4 separate regions of the Homo sapiens genome follow, and all the other regions are linked to region 4. The links are chromatin contacts, found by Hi-C or POLR2A ChIA-PET in ENCODE. All regions are on one chromosome and are shown on one strand. The core of a region is the stretch at or near the end of the contact, and the rest is flanking DNA. Distances in the headings are between cores, read along the strand shown. Region 1 overlaps RNGTT (RNA guanylyltransferase and 5'-phosphatase). Region 2 has its middle 39 kb from the start of AKIRIN2. Region 3 overlaps RNGTT (RNA guanylyltransferase and 5'-phosphatase). Region 4 overlaps CNR1 (cannabinoid receptor 1).

The links. Hi-C counts contacts between places; a loop is a spot of excess contacts on that map. ChIA-PET counts read pairs that join two places held with the same protein, here RNA polymerase II (POLR2A). Pooled maps may share reads with other maps.
Region 1: a loop to region 4 is called in a pooled map, with 2.2 times the contacts of the local background. The contact joins two enhancer-like sites. A Hi-C loop is called at or near these places in 2 of 37 single-sample maps with no recorded cell type and 3 of 50 pooled maps. POLR2A ChIA-PET finds 5 or more read pairs at or near these places in 1 of 52 experiments (activated CD4-positive, alpha-beta memory T cell).
Region 2: a loop to region 4 is called in a pooled map, with 2.1 times the contacts of the local background. The contact joins two enhancer-like sites. A Hi-C loop is called at or near these places in 1 of 168 maps with a recorded cell type or tissue (B cell), 5 of 37 single-sample maps with no recorded cell type and 4 of 50 pooled maps. POLR2A ChIA-PET finds 5 or more read pairs at or near these places in 1 of 52 experiments (B cell).
Region 3: a loop to region 4 is called in a pooled map, with 7 times the contacts of the local background. The contact joins two enhancer-like sites. A Hi-C loop is called at or near these places in 1 of 37 single-sample maps with no recorded cell type and 2 of 50 pooled maps. POLR2A ChIA-PET finds 5 or more read pairs at or near these places in 1 of 52 experiments (OCI-LY7).

Annotation. Positions count from the first base shown.
Region 1 is chr6:88,638,859-88,644,147 of GRCh38, forward strand. The region is part of intron 14 of RNGTT (RNA guanylyltransferase and 5'-phosphatase); the gene reads right to left. Among named protein-coding and RNA genes, the nearest start is that of RNGTT, 320 kb to the right of the region's middle. Within about 2 kb of position 2,818, at least 3 of the 41 ENCODE cell types and tissues checked have a DNase peak (open chromatin) inside an H3K27ac peak, as active enhancers do.
Region 2 is chr6:87,738,761-87,743,634 of GRCh38, forward strand. No RefSeq gene overlaps it. Among named protein-coding and RNA genes, the nearest start is that of AKIRIN2, 39 kb to the left of the region's middle. RefSeq lists an enhancer at 3,499-3,648. Within about 2 kb of position 3,516, at least 4 of the 41 ENCODE cell types and tissues checked have a DNase peak (open chromatin) inside an H3K27ac peak, as active enhancers do.
Region 3 is chr6:88,612,531-88,617,466 of GRCh38, forward strand. RNGTT (RNA guanylyltransferase and 5'-phosphatase) reads right to left here. Exons shown (of 16, transcript NM_003800.5): 15 at 1,742-1,865; 16 at 1-352. The coding sequence ends at 189. Among named protein-coding and RNA genes, the nearest start is that of RNGTT, 350 kb to the right of the region's middle. Within about 2 kb of position 3,606, at least 3 of the 41 ENCODE cell types and tissues checked have a DNase peak (open chromatin) inside an H3K27ac peak, as active enhancers do; they include OCI-LY7, where a contact is called at or near this core.
Region 4 is chr6:88,139,795-88,144,733 of GRCh38, forward strand. It overlaps CNR1 (cannabinoid receptor 1), which reads right to left. Exons shown (of 2, transcript NM_016083.6): 2 at 70-4,939. The coding sequence ends at 4,062. Among named protein-coding and RNA genes, the nearest start is that of CNR1, 24 kb to the right of the region's middle. RefSeq lists a silencer at 1,874-2,033. Within about 2 kb of position 1,962, at least 4 of the 41 ENCODE cell types and tissues checked have a DNase peak (open chromatin) inside an H3K27ac peak, as active enhancers do; they include OCI-LY7, where a contact is called at or near this core.

The sequences.
Region 1 (5,289 bases), core at 1,568-4,067, 500 kb after region 4:
TCTCAAGACAGAAATGTAAGCAACATTTGAAAACTTCAATTTGTTGAAATATGTAACTGTCTGCTAAGCCTCATATTTTGTATCAGCCAAACTGAATTATACGACTTTTGGTAATGTTAAACAAAATTTAAAATTATTACCAATTTTGACTGTTACTCTGTTTTTTTCAGTTAAATATGGTAATACATTTCAAAAATGATGTCAAAGATGTCACTTTACTACAGCAAATATTAGAACAGACATTTGGTAGAATCAACAGATGATGCATCCATGAATAACTTTTTTTATTTTAGAGGAGGTAACGTCTATTTCTTCATCTACACTGAGTCCCTCTAAAGCATGTGACACTATTATAATAAAGGCCTTAAGCAGTTACGAGGCTTTTAAAGTAAGTAACCCTTTTGGGTTACTTATTTTACTATTAAATGGTACTGGGTTACTATTAAAAGTTTAATAGGCTTTTAAGACTACTCATCAGCATACAGAGCACCTACTATTCATATATCTCAGTCTGTGAGATATATACTTCCTCACTTCAACATGAAAAATTTCAGTGGCAAGTAAAGATATACACAGGCAAAATCTCAAAAAGTAAATAAGAAAACAAGAAAAAATAAGATTTCACAGGCAGTTTACAAGCACTTGCCAAGTAAGTGGCACAAATCATACACCACTCCCAAATAAAAAGGAATGCTCCTGCCCAGAAATTGGCTCATACTTCCCTTATAGTTCTTGCTGTATTACTCTCTGCTTTGTAGCTATTTGTATACATATCTCCTTGGAAGGATAGATTTTTATGATTTTCATTTCTGAATCCCACCACAATACTGAAAAATGCCTAGTACTTTGTAAGTGCTCAATAGATGTTTATTTGAAAACCTGAATGAATGATTAATGATGACGATACAGATGATGAAGACAGCAGCCACACTCAGAGCCAGGTACTGTTCTAAGTACCTTCACATGCATTAAGGAATTTATTCATTTGTTTTCTCTTTTTATCTCTACAAATGAGGAAACTAAGGCATAGAGAGAAAAAAATAGTTTGCCCCCAATCATCTAACTCCTTCACACCCTTCAATTCGTGGCTTAAAAATGACTTCAATCAGGGAGGCCTTCTGTGACTCATTAGACAGGGCTAGCTACCCTTGCTCTCCATCTGAAGAGTCCCCTTATTTTCCTTATCATTGTATTAGTCAATCCTGAAGTATTTATTCAATTAGCAGCCCCTATGCTGTAGACATTAAACTCCATAAAGGCAGGGACCATTTCAGTCTTATTCACCACTTGAATCCCAGTGCCTATCAAAGTACTTGGCACATAAAGATGCTTAATGAATGTCAGTTTAATGAGTGAATGATGCATAACATGTGGTAGGTATTAATTAAATGTCATTTATCGAGCAATAAAGGCCAGTGCAGTGGCTCATGCCTGTAATCCCAGCACTTTGGGAGGCCAAGGTGGGAGGATAACTTCAGCTCAGGAGTTTGAGACCAACATAGGCAGCATACCGAGACCCTGTCTCTACAAAAAAAAAAAAAAAAAATCCAGGCATGGTGGCATGTGCCTGTAGTCCCAGCTACTCGAGAGGCTAAGGTAGGAAGATCTCTTGAGCCTGGGAGATAGTGCAGTGAACTATGATCACACCACTGCACTCCAGCCTGGGTGACAGAGTGAGACCTTGTCTCAAAAAAAAAAAAAAGAAAAGAAAAAAAAAAAAGAGCAACAAAAATAACTGGATCTGAGGTGATGTTGAAATTGTCAATTTAACTGCCCAGTAGGCAGCTGAAGATTCAAAACTGAGGTTTTAAAAAAGAATGAGGATTGAGGATTAGAGGTGAAGAATTAAGAGTCATCTGCATATTATTATTCCAGTTACAAATGACCATGACAAAGCTGTGACATTACAGTTCACCTATTTCTGAATATGTATTACATGTATATTCAGGAGAACTTAACACTATATATTTATGTTGTAAGCTCCCAAAATAAAAATTTGGATAAGGTCCCTATTAATGGAAAGAAGTAGATGAAACTATTCTTTAAGAGATTCCTCTGCATAGTATAATAAGCTGCTTGGGTTATTTTCATACCTAATAATGTATTTCTTCTATGAGACTCCCTAGAATCTGCCATTACCATGTTTCCAGTTGGATAAAAAGCTCCCAGTTCATATTAATACTGCTGTGTTAAGACGACCGGCCGGGTGCGGTGGCTCATGCCTGTAATCCCAGTACTTTGGGAGGCCAAGGCGGGTGGATCACAAGGTCAGGAGTCTGAGACCAGAGTGGCCAAGATAGTGAAACCCTGTCTCTACTAAAAATACAAAAATTAGCCAGGCACGGTGGCGGGCGCCTGTAATCCCAGCTACTCAGGAAGCTGAGGCAGGAGAATCACTTGAACCCATGAGGCGGAGGTTGCAGTGAGCTGAGATGGCGCCACTGCACTCTAGCTTGGGCAACAGAGTGAGACTCTGTCTTAAAAAAAAAAAAAAAAAAAAATAACCATGGTGAAGCTGAAATATACTGTAAGCATGATTATATACCATAAACACTCAGGTACCACAGATGAGCTCCGTGCTGTAGAGACAAGCAAAGGATCTAAATCTGCAGAATGACTTAATAGAGGAATGTGGATTATAAATCACACTACACTATTACTGCTAAGACAAAAGTGAAAATTCCAGTAAAGCACTGACAGACAAAATAGAAAGCAGAACTGATTCAGTCATTTGGGTGGAGAGACTTGAATTTACAATGAGTACAAGCTAAGTTGGAAAGAGAAGTATTTTAAGTTTCAAACCTGTTTTTCATCACTTGGTATGGCTGTGAGTGACAGTAACAAAGACTCCAGCTGCTGCCACAGTGAAGAAAGGGAGATTTTTGAGTAAAGGCAGCAGACTCATTGAAGAAAAGAAACCACTGTAAATGAAACAACACTCTTTCTGAGCATAACTGCAGCTGCTTTTTGTCATCTTGGCTGTATTCACACATACACAGCCAGTATACAGTAGCATCACATTCAAATATTTACGATCACAGGAGAAGTATATGTATTTAAAAGAAATAAAAAGTAAGTCTGTAGGTCTTTTAAACATACAAACACTGGCACTACTAGAGTGTTAATAGTGCCTTAAGGAACACACAGAAGAATTAGCTACCTTGTCATTTGAGAGAGAGAGAGAGAGAGAGAAAATAGGAATGTAATGTCAGTGAATCAAAGTACTATATCTTTCTCCAGGAGGGTGTAGAGATACCTTTAGGCTCACAGGTCAAAGCTTATGGATGTATATAATAGGATGCAAGGAACTGCCAGAATTTGACCTTGAGAAATGACAGCTGACAGCAAATCACTAACTACAAAAATATACTAATCATGGACCACTTTTCAAGGCAGTAACTGACTTAAGGACATTTAACAAATCCTGAGGCCACTGCCTTATTAAAGCACACAGCAAGAGCCTAATATGATACCCCAAATAAATGTTATATAAATTACAGAACACTTTAAGAAGGTAGGGATACTTCTAACATATCAAAGGGAAAATTTTACATAAATGCTTGCTTTAAAAAGCTACAGGGAAAATACTTCATTAAATGATGATGTTGGATAACTGAAGTAAGTATATACAGTCTGACATTTCTATAGAGGTTCTTCTTTAAAATGCACTCTTGCATGTGCTGGCTCCCGTGAAATACCTGACATTCTCAAATGTAAGTCAGCAATATTTATACAAGAACAGTGTCATAAGAACAAAAAGGGTGGGGTTGGAAAGGCAGAAAAACCTGAGTTCTAATCTCAATTCCATCATTTGCTGAATTTATGACCATGGGCAAGTTATTTAACCTCTCTGAGTTTCCATTTTCTCACATGAAAATAAAAGCAATATTTACTTAGTAAGACTGCTATAAACACTAGAAGGTATAATATGTCTTAGGCACATAATATGTGCTCAATAAAAATGATTTATTTTGCCTATTTATAAAAATACTTTTTCTTCTATACCTAGTACAATTAAAGTCATGTAATTGTTTATGCCAGAGCTAAGTTTGAAAAAATTATCTTTGATCTCAACGCAAATGTCTAACCTTGAAAATAATGTCAAAGATTATTATTTCCAAAAGGGAAGTACAAATGCGCCTTGACTTACAATACAGTTACATCCTGCTTAGCCCACTGTAAGTTGAAAATATCATTAAGTCAAAAATGCATTTAATACACCTAACCTACCTAACCTCACAGCTTAGCATAGCCTACCTTAAGTGTGCTTAAGACACTTACATTAGCTTACATTTGGGAAAAAAAATCATCTAATATAAACCCTAATTTATACTTCCTGTTGACCAGGTCTGAAAAAAAAAGGACACACACAAAAGAGAGCATAAATCCTATTTTATAACAAAGTGTTGAATGTCTCATATAGTTTACTGAATATAGTACTGAAAGGGAAAGAACGATTGTATGGGCACGGAAAGCACAGTTCTACTGAATGTATATTACTTTCACACCATCACAAACTGAAAAATCTCCACACAATAATAATGGGAGACTTTAACACCCCACTGTCAACATTAGACAGATCAACGAGACAGAAAGTTAACAAGGATGTCCAGGAATTGAATTCAGCTCTGCACCAAGTGGACCTAATAGACATCTACATAACTCTCCACCCCAAATCAACAGAATATACATTCTTCTCATCACCACACCACACCTATTCCAAAATTGGCCACATAGTTGGAAGTAAAGCACTCCTCAGCAAATGTAAAAGAACAGAAATTATAACAACCTGTCTCTCAGACCACAGTGCAATCAAACTAGAACTCAGGATTAAGAAACTCACTCAAAACTGCTCAACTACATGGAAACTGAACAACCTGCTCCTGAATGACTACTGGGTACATAACGAAATGAAGGCAGAAATAAAGATGTTCTTTGAAACCAACGCGAACAAAGACACAACATACCAGAATCTCTGGGACACATTTAAAGCGGTGTGTAGAGGGAAATGTATGGCACTAAATGCCCACAAGAGAAAGCAGGAAAGATCTAAAATTGACACCCTAACATCACAATTAAAAGAACTAGAGAAGCAAGAGCAAACACATTCAAAAGCTAGCAGAAGGCAAGAAATAAGTAAGATCAGAGCAGAACTGAAGGAGATAGAGACAAAAAACCCTTCAAAAAAATCAATGAATCCAGGAGCTGGTTTTTTGAAAAGATCAACAAAATTGACAGACCACTAGGAAGACTAATAAAGAAGAAAAGAGAGAAGAATCAAATAGACAC
Region 2 (4,874 bases), core at 2,266-4,765, 400 kb before region 4:
AAATATTTGATAAGAAATAAAGTTGTAGTTTATTGTCTTTGCATAGCTCAGATACTTTGCGGGTACAAAGGGATGAAAGATACATGATTTCATATCTTGGAAATATCACTTTGACTTGTTAATTTCCACACCTGGGCAGGGTGTGATGTGAAAATGAATACTCTTTGTTCTTTTAGTAAAATGAACAGACTCGGAGGAAGGCATGGAAAGTTTAAAGTGTCATTATAAAGAGAAAGGAGATTCTGTAAGCCTTTAGCTCCCAGTCCTCTTCACTGAGAAGTCGAAATGTATCATTTCTCTCATCCTTGATGTTAGTGTGAACCTAGCTACTAGTTTCCCTCTTTCTTCTGCTGAGATAGTGCTTACACCCAAGGCGCTGATTCTGTTTCTGATTCTTAGCCACTGGGCAAGATTTACTACTTGGATTCAACTTATGAATGAACATATTTCAATCTTATAGTGATTTTAATATTTCTTTATCGTTAGTAAGAACTTAAAAATCATGAGGATATAATGTTATTAGTGATAAATTTTATTTTACTTTTTTGGAACCAGAACTGCCAGATGAGGATTCTATTTTTTTATTTTTTTTATTTTCATTGTTTTGAGACAGAATCTGGCTCTGTGGCTCAGGCTGGAGTGCAGCGGTGTGATCTCAGCTCACTCCAACCTCCACCTTCAGAGTTCAAGTGATTCTTGTGCCTCAGCCTCCCGAGTAGCTGGGATTATAGGTGTGTGCCACCATGCCCAGATAATTTTTGTATTTTTAGTAGAGACGAGTTTTCACCATGTTGGCCAGGCTGGTCTCGAACTCCTGGACTCAAGTGATCAGCCCACCTCAGCCTCCCAAAGTGCTGGGATTACAGACGTGAGCCTATAAACTGAACCACACCCGGTTCAGTTAAAAATTTTAGAACAGGATTTGTAAATTTCCTAACTACATGCATATGACATTCACCTACTGCAATGACAGCAATAACATTTCTTTTTTTCCTTTTTTCTTTTTTCTTTTTTTTTTTTTTTTTTTGAGACAGTCTTGCTCTGTCGCCAGGCTGGAATGCAATGGCGCGATCTCAGCTCACTGCAATCTCCGCCTCCCAGGTTCAAGCGATTCTCCTGCCCCAGCCTTCTGAGTAGCTGGGATTACAAGCGCACTCCACTACACCCAGCTAATTTTTGTATTTTTACTAGAGATGGAGTTTCACTGTGTTAGCCAGGATGGTCTCGATCTCCTGACCTCATGATCCGCCCACCTCGGCCTCCCAAAGCGCTGGTATTACAGGCGTGAGCCACTGTACCCGGCCAACATTTCTTTTTAACTAGTGGATAAAATATGAAATTAAAAGGAAAAGTCTGTATCTAAGGTAATATATATTTTAAGGTTTTTCCTATGATCATTTAAAAATTGGCTTCTCTGGTTTAGATCCCAGTTTGGAAAATCAGATATAAAAGACATTTTGGGAATTGGGAGAAAATTTGAACATGGACTGAATGTTAGGTGATATTAAGGGGTTAGTATTAATTTTGTTCAGTGAGATAATATTATTTTAGCTATGAAGGAAAATGTTTTTACATTTTAATGACATATGCTAAAGTATTTATGGGTGGGATATTACTATGTCTCCAATTTGTGATGGCAAAAGATCACTCCTTAGATGGCTTGGCAGTCACTCTGAAGGGGAAAAACACAACTTTACAGGGTGAAATCTGGGAGTTACCACCTAAACCCAGTGACCAATTTTGGCATCACCAAAAGAGAGACACTAAATTATGTACCTCTTGATATACATAAATACATATATACATATGATACATGTGAGTTACATACATATATATATGTATGTATGAAGTACAGCCTTGTGTCTGTATTTGTATCAGCCTTGTATCTGTACAGCCTTGTATCTGAAGTATTGCTGCCAAGATGTTTAATCTACATTTTTTTTTTTGAGACAGGGTCTCACTCTGCGCCCAGGCTGGAATGCAGTGGCATGATCTTGGCTCACTGCAACTCTGCCTCCCGGGTTCAAGCGATTCTCCTGTCTCAGCCTCCCAAGTAGCTGGGATTACAGGCACCTCCCACCACTCCTGGCTAATTTTTATATTTTTAGTAGAGATGGGGTTTTGCCATGTTGGCCAGGCTGGTCTCGAACTCCTGACCTCAGGTGATCCGCCCACCTCAGCCTCCCAAAATGTTGGGATTACAAGCGTGAGCCACTGCACCCGGCCGACAAATAGTCTTAAAATGGGAATACTTGGCCGACAAATAGTCTTAAAACGGGAATATCTGGCCGGGCGTGATGGCTCACGCCATCTCATAAAACAAAACAAAAAAGAAACTGGAATACCTAATATAAAGGTTTTACTACACAAGAGGAAGGGGAAGATAGCTACAATCAGTATTTTATGAGCACTTACCACACGCTAGGCACCATGCCACGTGTTGGAGATACTGCAATCAACAAGTGGCCCCTGCATAGTGGAATGTACTGTCTGGAGTGAAAGACAGACAAAAACATGCAAACAGACAAATAACACAAATAACATGAGTTTGGAGAGTAATTCCTCTGATGGAAGAAACAAACAAGCACTACGGAGAAGAACAACAGTTGTGATGGTCAGAAAAGGGATCTCCTTGAAGGCACATGCAGGCTGTGTCTTATAAGAGAAGCAGGAGTCAGCCAGAGGGAAGGTAAAGAGAAGAGCTATCTAAACAGAAGCAGCTGTGTGCACAGAACTCCTGGGGGGGAGATGGAATAAGGAAAGCCAATGTGATTCAGGTGTAGTGAGCAAGGAGGACTGTGACACAGGGTGAACTAGAGAAGTAGCTTTCAGGTCACGGCAAAAAATTTAATTTTTTTCCCCCAAAGTGCAGTGAGTAGCCATATTCCACAATATTCTTTTTTTTTTCTTTTCTTTTGTAGAGATGGGGTGTCATTATGTTTCCCAGGCCTGTTTTGAATTCCTGGTCTCAAATGATCCTCCTGCCTTGGCCTCACAAAGTGCTGGAATTACAGGCATGAGCCACTGCACCTGGCCAACGATATTCATTAATTTAAGGAAATTCCACTTTTAAGAATACTTAGGGCATTTGCTAATACACTAAAAGCTTAAGAGTCACAACTACATGTCTTACACTCCAGCCATACTCAACCACTCACTGGGACCCTTTCAGTTCTATTTGGATGCCTCCCACCTGCCAATAGAGCAAATTGATACTCATCTGGGGTATTAGGAATCTATTGCTGTATAACAAATTATCCCAAAAGGTAGTGATCTAAACCAATGATAAACATTTATTACCTCACAGTTTCTGGGGTTGGGAATTCTGAGTGGCTTAGCTGTATGGTTCTAGTTCATGGTCTCACATGCAGTTGCAGTCAAGATGTTGGCTGAGGCTGCAGTCATCCAAAGACCTGACTGGGACTGGAGGAGCCACTTCCAAGATGGCTCACCCACGTGGCTGTTGTGGGCAGGAGGCCTTACTTTCTTGCCATGTAGTCATCTTCATAGATCTGCTTGAGTGTCCTCGTGACATGGCAGCTGACTTCCTTCACAGTGAGTGATCCAAGGAAGAGAGTAAACAGGAAACCATAATGCTGCTGATAACCTCATCTTTGAAGTACACTGTCACTTCTGCCATTTTCTATTAGTGTCACTAGTAGACAGCACAAAGAAGTTGACACCAAGTGCTGTGGCTCATGCCTGTAATCCCAGCACTTTGGTAGGCCAAGGCAGGCAGATCATCTGAGGTCAGGAGTTCGAGACCAGCCTGGCCAACACAGTGAAACCCCGTCTCTACTGAAAATACAAAAACTAGCCGAACATGGTGGTGGGTGCCTGTAATCCCAGCTACTTGGGAGGCTGAGTGTCACTAAGTCCAGTCCACACTCAAAGGGAGGGGAGTTAAGTTCCACCTCTTGAAAGGAGAAGTATCTAAAAATTTGTGAACATATTTTAAAACTACCACATTTGGTGACCCAGCTCAAATGTCATCTTCTATGTGAAGCCTTTCTTGATTTTCCTGAGCAGACCTAGTCATTCTCTTCTCTCAGTTTTCACAGCATGTCATTTCTATTCCTTAAAGCTCTTGTCTTTTTAACTGTAATCAATTGATTTACATGCTTGTCTTTCAACTAGCCTGGAAGATGCTTCAGGCCAAGATAATGTGTTTTATTAATCATTTGTATCCTCAATCTGCTCATTAGTGAAATCCTAGGAACACTACGAAATACTACCTTCCACCACTCCTAACACAAGTTTTTAAAAGATCCCTTCGCACTTAATGCTTTTCTTGCTTTTTCATATTCTTGGTTTACTCTCCCTCTCCCTTCTGAACTAGAAGACAATTTCAAAAATAAGACTGTATTAGTTATCATTTTTAAAAATTCTTTATAATGACAAAGACAATGCTCTGCATTACAGTAATAGATTTTTAAAAGAATTAAATAAGAGAAGCCCCTTTAGAGTTAAAAAAATATTTCTAACTTCTTTAATAATCAGAATATCTAATGGCTATCTCGGTTCTATGTAAACCCTAACAAGAAAAAGATAACCTCAGTTCATAATGCATAAAACATGCAGCACTGAGAAAAAAGACCTCTGAAGTACAGGGGTGTTCTATTCTGTTTTGTTTGCTTCCTTATTGTTTGGGAGAGGAGACAGCTAACAATGAAGCTTTCTTTAGCATTCAGTGGAAAGAACGTCAAGAAATCTTGTTTTTATTTTCTCTTGAAAAATGAGAAGCCATATTCCCTCCCATAGTTACAAAGTATCATCCTGTCCTTGATCTCTGTTTCTAGAATGTTCTCAATTCAGATGGTTTTTATCTAGATTCAGTTGGAGGCCTGGATGGCCTTGGTTCTGATAACTAGAAA
Region 3 (4,936 bases), core at 2,356-4,855, 470 kb after region 4:
AGCACTGAGGAAACGAATGCATCAAGTATTTACAGGCTGGCTACGATAACTTTCTTTTTTTAAAAAAAATTCAAATGTGTATCAACATCAAGCCACAGTCGTTTTTCAATTTCTCTGGCTACAAAAATGGGCAACAGCGTTTTTTCCTCATTCCTCTTTCTTCTTAACCCTCAAGTCACAGGCAGGTCTTAGGTTAAAGGGCGTGGTCTTTTGGGAGGTGGTGGTGGCATGAGCTCCGTGTCAGGGTCCAGATGATGTTTTCGCTTCTGTCCTTGAGAAGCTGCAGTACATCTGTCGATGAACTCAAACAGCATCTCCTTGGTGACAGGGTTTGAGATGCTGTTACACACAGCTGTGGACAAAGGGAGACAGGTCTCATGTGAGGGTTAATTAAGGCAGCTGACTCACCACAGGCTTATGAGAAAGGTTTTCATCCCAATATACTAAATACTTTCCATTTTACCCATTTGAGTGATGTGCTTCACATTGAACTATCTCCTCCCTACCCTACACCCAAAATATGTGCTTGTCTAATGGCTACTCTTTACTGCAGTATTAATTTTAAACCAAAACTTTAAATGTTTGGGCTATAAGCATGTCTTCCCCACGGTTTTCTATCCCTCCCAAACCAGTTTTTATGGGATTTTAATCTAACACAACACATTGCACCATAGTCTGTATTCAACTAAAACTTCTACAGAAAACGTGCACTATAGTCCTTCAATCTTTCTCTCAGAAAGAAGTCTACTCTACGAAACATAAAACATGGCACCAGCCACCATTCCTGTTGAATAGGTGGTTTCATTGTAGCTAGCAGACCATATTATCTTCTCTTATCAAAATTTAGTGCCAGTCCTTTTCATTTTATTTACCTATTTGGTCTTAGAAGAAAAGACATTGGCTTAATCATCCTGACTTTTGAAATTAACTCATCTTGTCTGAACATGGATGCTAGTTCCAATGAGAACTCCTAAATGTACAACAGTAACTTTTAAACTGCAAAGCTGAAATTGGCAATTTCAATATTTTCTCATTAGCTTATCATATCATCATCATCATCCTCCTCATCAACTGCACATTCTAAAAGTAAAGTTTGATTAACCTGTTATCTTGGTTTTTACCTTTTTTCAACTCCACTAAAAATGCAATCCAGAACAACAACTGCTACTGGTAGTGGTATACCTTATAAACTTCAATTAATTTGTGTTGTTCCCCATGAAAGAAACTTACTATTCTGAATTCCCAAAGCATTCATATTGTACCCAAAGAACACTCTGAAGAATAGCATAGCAGATTTTGTCTTTTTAAATGGTTTTCGTTTACTTTGTTCTCCATTGTTTATAAAGCTATTTTAAGAGCTGGAAATTACATTTTCCCCTGATAATTTTGTCTTTTACCATCTGGCAAACAATGGTTTTTATAGTTTTGAATAGATCTGAAATTATCATGGTTTCTGTTGTTGTTGTTGTTCAATAAATTCAACTTGTATACAGCCCAGTATCCTGCCCTTTAAACTTCTCTTTTGGGTGCATGGGCACAAGATCACCAGTTTAGAGAGTAGAACCTACAAGCCAACTGGAGCCAAACAGAATACAGACTTGACGTATCTTTCCCATCAAACAAGGATGAAGTCCAAATGACTATGCCCCATTAAGCAAAACAACAAAGGCAGCACACTTTGGGTCTAACACCTTAATTTTTGTTTTAAATATAATAAGCACTGGTAAGTTGTCATACTCACCCATGGCAGTGTTGTAGGCATTAGGAAAACTTTTGTCTGTTCTCTGTCTCATGAAGACCCAGCTGTTGTTCTCAAATTTGCATTCTATAATTTTGTTGTCATACTGTTTCAGCTCTTTTGTCACCTGTTTTGAAAGAGAATTGAGGAAAATATTTAAATAACTTGAAAGGCTTTTTGCTTCTACTATGTGACAGGCACATTAGGAAATGATAAAAATACCTCAGTAACTCTTCATGCAGAGAGCTCTTTGTCATCTGAAGTATCTAATCAAGCTTAAGGTATGGTGTGCACTCCCTTGTACACATGCTCACTTATCCGACATTTTATAAATAATTGTGAAAATGGCTGTCAATATATAGCAATTAAAAGAAGCTAGGCAGAAACCAGCCATGCTGGGCCAAATGCAAATATGTTACCATGGGGACCAATACCTTCAATATTGTCTGTGTCTCTACGGCTTTCAGAAATTGAGTATACTGCCTAGGTTTCATCAACTTTCAGAAAGGTCTAACCATCTAAATTCCTATGTTAAAATCTAAGAAATGCCGTGTACTAGTTAAATGAAAAAGTTACATATCAATAGTGAATACTAGGATCAAATTCAGGCAATGTACATCCTAAATATTTTGCTTTCCAAGCAGTGACAATTAACCAACAATCTAATCTTCAGGAAACTTAGCCTTTCCATCCCCAAACTAGTACAAATTTACAGATGAAGCTATTTGTGACATTAGTTGATGGGTTTTTTGGCTTCTTCACCTCAGATGACTGAATATGGATACTCTATCAAAGCTAACAAGTATCCATGGTAACTACGAACCTTTTAAAAGATATTTCACTGGGCTGTGAGAATGGTTTTCATAAATAGGAACCTAAGCTTATCTTTGTAGTTTTCAAATCAAATGCCAGTCATGGTAATATTTTAATTCTGTCCTCATCTTTCATGGCTAACAACTTTTCCTCACAATATGGTAGACTGCAATCATTTAACTTCATTAGCATTATCTGAAACATTCTCATTTTTCTACCCACATATTCACTACCACCTAGGAATATGACGAGAAGTAAGTTTTTAAAAGATGCTTTCAATTCGCAGATTAGGCAGCACATGTCTTCATAAAAACTTTCAAACTATATTCCTTTCCCTTTACATTTGATTGTACCATCTGCATTTTCAACAAATCCAACAGGTGCAATACACTCAGTGGTTTTGGAACTAGACATGCCCAAAAAAGTGATATTCCAAGTAGCAAACTTGCCAAATTTATCCTCAAATATTCATTATTTTAGTCTCAATTCTCTTGCCTTGCTTTCTAGGGACCCATTCTTTTATTTTGGAAACACTGTGTATATGCAAGTATTGGACAACTCATTCAGTTAGGTAAACACAGTTTTGCTATACCACATGTAAGGTCTAACAGAAATAAGTTTCTAAACCTTTCAGTGTCTATTTCCTAATTTCTAAAATGGGGAACAAGTTCCTAATTTACTGGGTCACTGAAAGAATAATAATTGAAAGTGCCTGGGACATAGAACAATCAGTAAAATTGTTAACCAAATATAAAATTAGGCAATGAAACATTGCTTTTTAAAATCTGTGGTAAAAAAACATTGAATTTTCCATCTTAACCATTTTTAAGTGTACAGTTCAGCAATGCTAAGTGTATGTCTAGAACTTTTCCATCTTGCAACACTGAAATGCTATACTCCCTAAACACTAATTGCCCCCCTTCCCCTCTACCCAGACCTTGATAACTGCCTTTCTACTTTCTGTTTCTATGATTTTGACTACTTTAGATACTTCATACGAGTATTAACAGAATCACACACTATTTGTCCTTTTGTGATTGGCTTGTTTCACTTAGCATAATGTCCTTGAGGTTTATTCATGTTGTAGCATGTGACAGAAATTCTTTCTTTTTAAAGGTAGAATAATATTCCACTGTATGTATACACCACATTTTCTTTAGCCATTCATCTGTCAATGGACACGTGGGCTGCTTCTACCTCTTGGCTATTTTGGATAATGTTGCAAAGAACGTGGGTGTGAAAATATCTCTTTGAGATCCGGTTTTAAATTATTTTGGCTATACACCCAGAGGCAGTATCACTGGATCATAATTTTATTTTTAATCTTTTGAGGACCCCTTTGTTTTCCATAATGGCTGCATCAATTTACATTCTCACTAACAGTATGCAAGGGTTCCAATGTCACATCCTTAACACCTGTTAGTTTTTGTTCCTTTTTTTTTTAAAAAAAATTGACGCCCATTGTTTACTGTGCTCTAATTTAAACTTTTTGTTCTTTCATAGTGGCCATCCTGATGGTGTCAGGTGCTATCTCATTGTGGTCTTGATTTGCATTTCACTAATGACTGAGAATCTTTCCATGTGCTTATTGGCTGTATACTTTCTTCAGTATACTTTCTTCAGTATACAAGAAACTTTGTCAATTTTTTTAATTGGGTTGTTTATTGTTGTTGAGATGTAGGAGTTCCTTATATATTCTGGACATTAACTTCTTATCAGATGTACAATTTGCAATTATTTTCTCCCATTCTGTAGGCTGCCTTTTCACACTGCTGATTGATTCCTTTGATGTACATAAGTTTTTAACTTTGATGTAGTCCTCTTTGTCTATTTTTTATTTTGTTGCCTATGATTTTGGTGTTGCACACAAGAAATCATTGCCTAATCCAATGTCCTAAAGATTTGTCCTGGCCGGGCACAGTGGCTCACGCCTGTAATCCCAGCACTTTGGGAGGCCGAGGTGGGCAGATCATGAGGTCAGATCGAGACCATCCTGGCTAACACAGTGAAACCCTGTCTCTACTAAAAATACAAAAAGATTAGCCGGGCGTGGTGGCAGGTGCCTGCAGTCCCAGCTACTCGGGAGGCTGAGGCAGGATAATGGCATGAACCTGGGAGGCGGAGCTTGCAGTGAGCTGAGATCGTGCCACTGCACTCCAGCCTGGGCAAGAGAGGGAGACTCCATCTCCAAAAAAAAGATTTCTCCTATGTTATCTTTTACAAGTTTAATAGTTTAAGGTCTTATGTTTTGGTCTTTATTTTTGTGTTAATTTTTGTATATGGTGTAAGGTAGGGGTTCAACTTCATTCTTTTGCATGTGGATATTGCTTTCCCAACACTGTTAGTTGAAGATATTGATTGTCCCTTCCCATTGTGTAGTATTGG
Region 4 (4,939 bases), core at 712-3,211:
CAATCTTTTAGAAATTAAATCCTTAGTATTTTGCCATCAGACTGTGAAATAAGGCAGAGTTCAAAGGCATTTTATGTTCTTCATGGTAATCTAGAATTTTTATTTGATTCCAGGTAACTTTGGACAATAGACATGATGAGATGTTTTCTCTTTGAATAAGTTAACAGTTTAATTACATTGAAATAAAATATACTGTGGGCTTAATACATTGTAAATATTACAGAAGAAGTACTACTTTGCTATAGTAATTTAATGACTGAAGCTACATTTAATAACAATCTTACCAGTACTTGTATACAAAGTATTATACAGATTACTAACGAAGATATTGCAGTGGTTGCAACGATGTTACCAGCTCAACAAACATCTAACAATACAATATTCTTCTAAGAGGAAAAGTAATAATGTTAGATTTACAGACAATAAAGAGTCATGTTTCCCGCTTGAAACATTGGAAATAAATTTGAATCCAGATACAAGAAAAGGTTTCCTTTCTTGGGAACTCTGATCCCCAGTAGGCCTAGTACAGTCAATTTACATGAAGATAGCTTTTAAGATGCCACGGCAATGTAAAGAAACTCTCCCATCCGAAAATTACTGATTTGTAGGCCACTGCTCAAACATCTGACTTTTTAGAAACCTATTTACATACATTCAGCCCAAATCAGTAGATAGAATGTTTTTTTCTATATTACAATAGGCATTGTTAACATTTCATCAGAAGGCCAGTGCAAGACAATTAATTGTTAATAGCCATTGCCCAGCATTTAGGAGATTTTAAAATATCATACAAATATACAGTTAGAGTGTGAGAAATCTAATTGTGTGCATGATATGGGTGGTCTCTTTTATGGACATGAAATGGCAGAAATTAATCAACAGGACAGTAACTATAGCGCTACTCATCCAGGGCCTAATTCTCATCTGGTGGTTGGGCCTATTTCCTGCAGAGTGGATTTAGGCAGCAAAAGGTCCTTGGCATTTAATACCAGATAGACTTAACTCAAAGTGCCAGAGAGGCTTGGAAATCATCTCAAGTGTAGGACAGATGTCTACAGCATCTCTCAGATTCATATCCTTTCACATATATTTCATACAAAATAAATCAGAGGTTCCTCTTGGAGGCAGCCCTACTTGTGCAAATGAAACATTCTAGGACTGATTCATCATGACTCTGATAAAAAAAAAATGAGCAGGTTGGGAATTTGGCCCTTTCTGAACATGTGTGATGGTAAAATGCATGGTCAGGGCAAGTACATCATCCTCAGAGGAAAGTAAGATACCTCTGATGTCAGACCTTATAAAACTTACTTAAATTTAAATCATTTAAATTAATGGATCTAATTATGGGGTTAATTAATGAGTGATATTAACAAATGGTAATTCTAATGAGTATATTCATTGGGGACAATGTTTTCGTCACTTGGGTTAAGAAATGATATGAAAAGTGTCAAAGTGAATCTAACTAGTTTTAAACCTTTTTAAATGAAGGTTGTATAACATACGTGATGATATTTCACAGATATTTCTTAGAATATCAATAAGCACCAAGTTTAGTGCTGTCAGCCCCATTGTCCCTTAATTTATTATATATGATTTAGATCTTGAAAGCACAACACACTATAAAATCTACACTGCATACGCACAAATGCAGTTTCAAAAATGAATCGTGAAATTTTTCTACCATAACAAGAATTTCTCTAGCTCTTCATAGCTGTGAAAAGAGCATTGGTACTGCCTGGTGAGCTCTGAAACATGTGGATTAATGTTCAAGATGATGCAGGACAAAAGACTGGCAATTCTTAAATGCAAACTAAACCCTGGTGAGTTCTTCTTGTAAATAATCTCTCCTGTCTTTAGAAAGAGATCTTACTAATCCTCTAGCACCCTGAGCCTTCATCTGCACATGACAGAGAGGTAAAGTAAGGGAGCCAGCAGGCAGATTCAAGGTGTGCAGACAGACAATGCAAAGTATCTCATAAGCCACATCCTGCCTTAGAGCGTGAACCGTAAGAAGGGGAACTGCCCCATCAGGCTGCTTGGGTATCTCGAGAGCTAGAAATCACCAGATAGATGCCAGCTCTGTACTTCACTTCAGACTATGTAAACCTTGGGGCCTTGTAGGAGTCATGTTTTATCTGTATAAGAAGAGATTATAATTAAAATTTGTCAGGGTTAAGTAGATTCTTCAGCAATATCATTCCTTACTGGAAAAAGGCCCAACAAGCACCCATGGCGCCATTAAGGAGCATGAGACCGGGGTGTAAGAAGAAAGCAGCTGTGTTTATCTTCATGCTTGAGTGTATCTTGCTAACCACGAGCAAAGGAGAGATTTGTTCCTTAGCCCAAACCTACCAAGACAGAGCTGGGTGCTCAGCTGTCACCAAGGGCATGTGGGCAAAGCACAGATACAGCATAGCTAGACGTCAATGCCAAGTGTATCGGTTCTTCACTGCCGTTGTGTGTCTCATCCACTGTCTGATTCAGCTTTTTTAGCCACATGGGCTGGGTGTGATAGTCCTACTTTAACGTGATGTATATAGTGCATACTATCTACACACGCTATTGAAAAATGTTACCATTGTTTTTCTGTAGAACTGTCTTCCTTTTAGTGACTGACATATTGCTCAATATTCGGTGCTCAGAAACCAAAGTACTCTCCTTTCCTGGCAATAACACTACAAATACATCCCTTCCTTGGATGCCTGTCATTATTTTTTGCTAAGCACTGGTCTTGTGTAATACCTAAAGGTCAATTTAGTAATACTTGATCCAATCTCTTAAGGAGGGATGGGGTGAAATTTTTGAATGGTTGGAGTCAGTATTTTTATCAACAAGATTACAGGAAGAACTCAATTTTAGAAACTGAATCCATGTGCAAGAGTGCAGCAAGTGGTAAAAGTTTATACTTGGTCACAGTTTTCTCACTTTATGACATTACTGTAACAGTTACAGGACAGAAACACACATACACACATTTATATTCACACTCACACACAGTATAATTTTACTGATCCAGACACTACTTCTTTTCAATTAAAAAAAATGAAGACTGTTGTTTGGCCACCCAGGCATGAAATCTACTTAAACCTGGAATATAGGAACACAATACTATTCAAGTAAACAGCAACTGCACAGTGATAACGATATACATTAAGATTAACACATGCTGTCTTAAGAGATCCAGTAATAGCTAAAGACTAAAGAAAGTCAGAGATGTCGCTCAAAAAAAGTCAATATGCTTTCTCTCTTCCATTCTGATTATAATCCATTAGAACAGCTATAGTCCAGAAGATAATGTGTCTTCCTATGAAAATGCAGGGCTAATAAATTTTTAAGTATGAATGAATTCTGCTCAATATTTTGAAGTCTTCAAATTCTTCTTGTTGAGGTAACAGAAAAATAAACCTTTACGGTTATTTCAGTGTCAAAATTAAATAGAGATATTTGAAGAAATATTAAGGTTTATTTCTAAAGTTATATCATGGGCAATAATATAGAAAAAAAGTGCACACATTGACACGTATCCACTGCTTGTCCATTGTTCTCATAAAAGTCTACCTTTCAGTTTTGCTGAACTAAACAAATATTAATAGCACATAAACACTGATACACATCTCACAGGACATAATACATTTTACAAAATATCTCTAGTACTATAACTTGTAAAAATGGACATCTCTGATACTACGGACAGTTACATTTCACATTATAGTGAAAGTTGTGGTTACAAAGGCATTATTCATTTGATGGCATTTTTCCATGGGTTCTTAGACTTCCAATTGTGTAGCCAAAGGTTTCCCTCCTATTTCATTGAGACTTTGAAGGATCGTTCAGTCACTTAAACAACAGGCTTTCTTCACTGTAAACCCCTGGAGAATGGAGTTTGAGTACCTAAACTATGGAAACATTAGCAAACTGATAAGTGATCATGGTGACAATCACCTTTTCATTGAGCATGGTAAAGTTAAAAAAATATAACCAAGGAGACAATAGACTCTTCTAGATTTTGAGCTTAAAAAAAAAAATTCTTTTCCTGTGCTGCCAGGGAGGCATCAGGCTCACAGAGCCTCGGCAGACGTGTCTGTGGACACAGACATGGTTACCTTGGCAATCTTGACCGTGCTCTTGATGCAGCTTTCTGCGGCCCTGTGAACACTGGCTGCATTGTTTGCGTGTTTGTGCAGGCAGTCCGAGTCCCCCATGCTGTTATCCAGAGGCTGCGCAGTGCCTTCACAAGAGGGAAACATGCTCCGGAAAGCGTGTCGCAGGTCCTTACTCCTCAGAGCATAGATGATGGGGTTCACGGTGGAGTTCAGCAGGCAGAGCATACTGCAGAATGCAAACACCGTCTTAATGAGCTTGTTCATCTTCCCAAAGACATCATACACCATGATTGCAAGCAGAGGGCCCCAGCAGATGATCAACACCACCAGGATCAGGACCAGGGTCTTGGCTAACCTAATGTCCATGCGGGCTTGGTCTGGCCGGGTCACCTGTACCTTCCCATCCTCAGACGTGTGGATGATGATGCTCTTCTGGGTGCCACGCTGAATCATGCGGACGGCGTGGCTGTGAGCCTTCCAGAGAATATACATGTACGCATACACGATGAACAGAAGCAGTACGCTGGTGACCCCGATCCAGAACATCAGGTAGGTTTCATCAATGTGTGGGAAAATGTCTGAGCAAACAGATTGCAGTTTCTCGCAGTTCCAGCCCAGGAGAGGCAGCACGGCGATCACAATGGCTATGGTCCACATCAGGCAAAACGCCACCACGGCCTTGGGCCTGGTGACAATCCTCTTATAGGCCAGGGGCCTGTGAATGGATATGTACCTGTCGATGGCTGTGAGGAACAGGCTGCCCACGGAGGCAGTGAAGGAGGCCGTGACCCCACCCAGTTTGAACAGAAACACGTTGCGGCTATCTTTGCGGT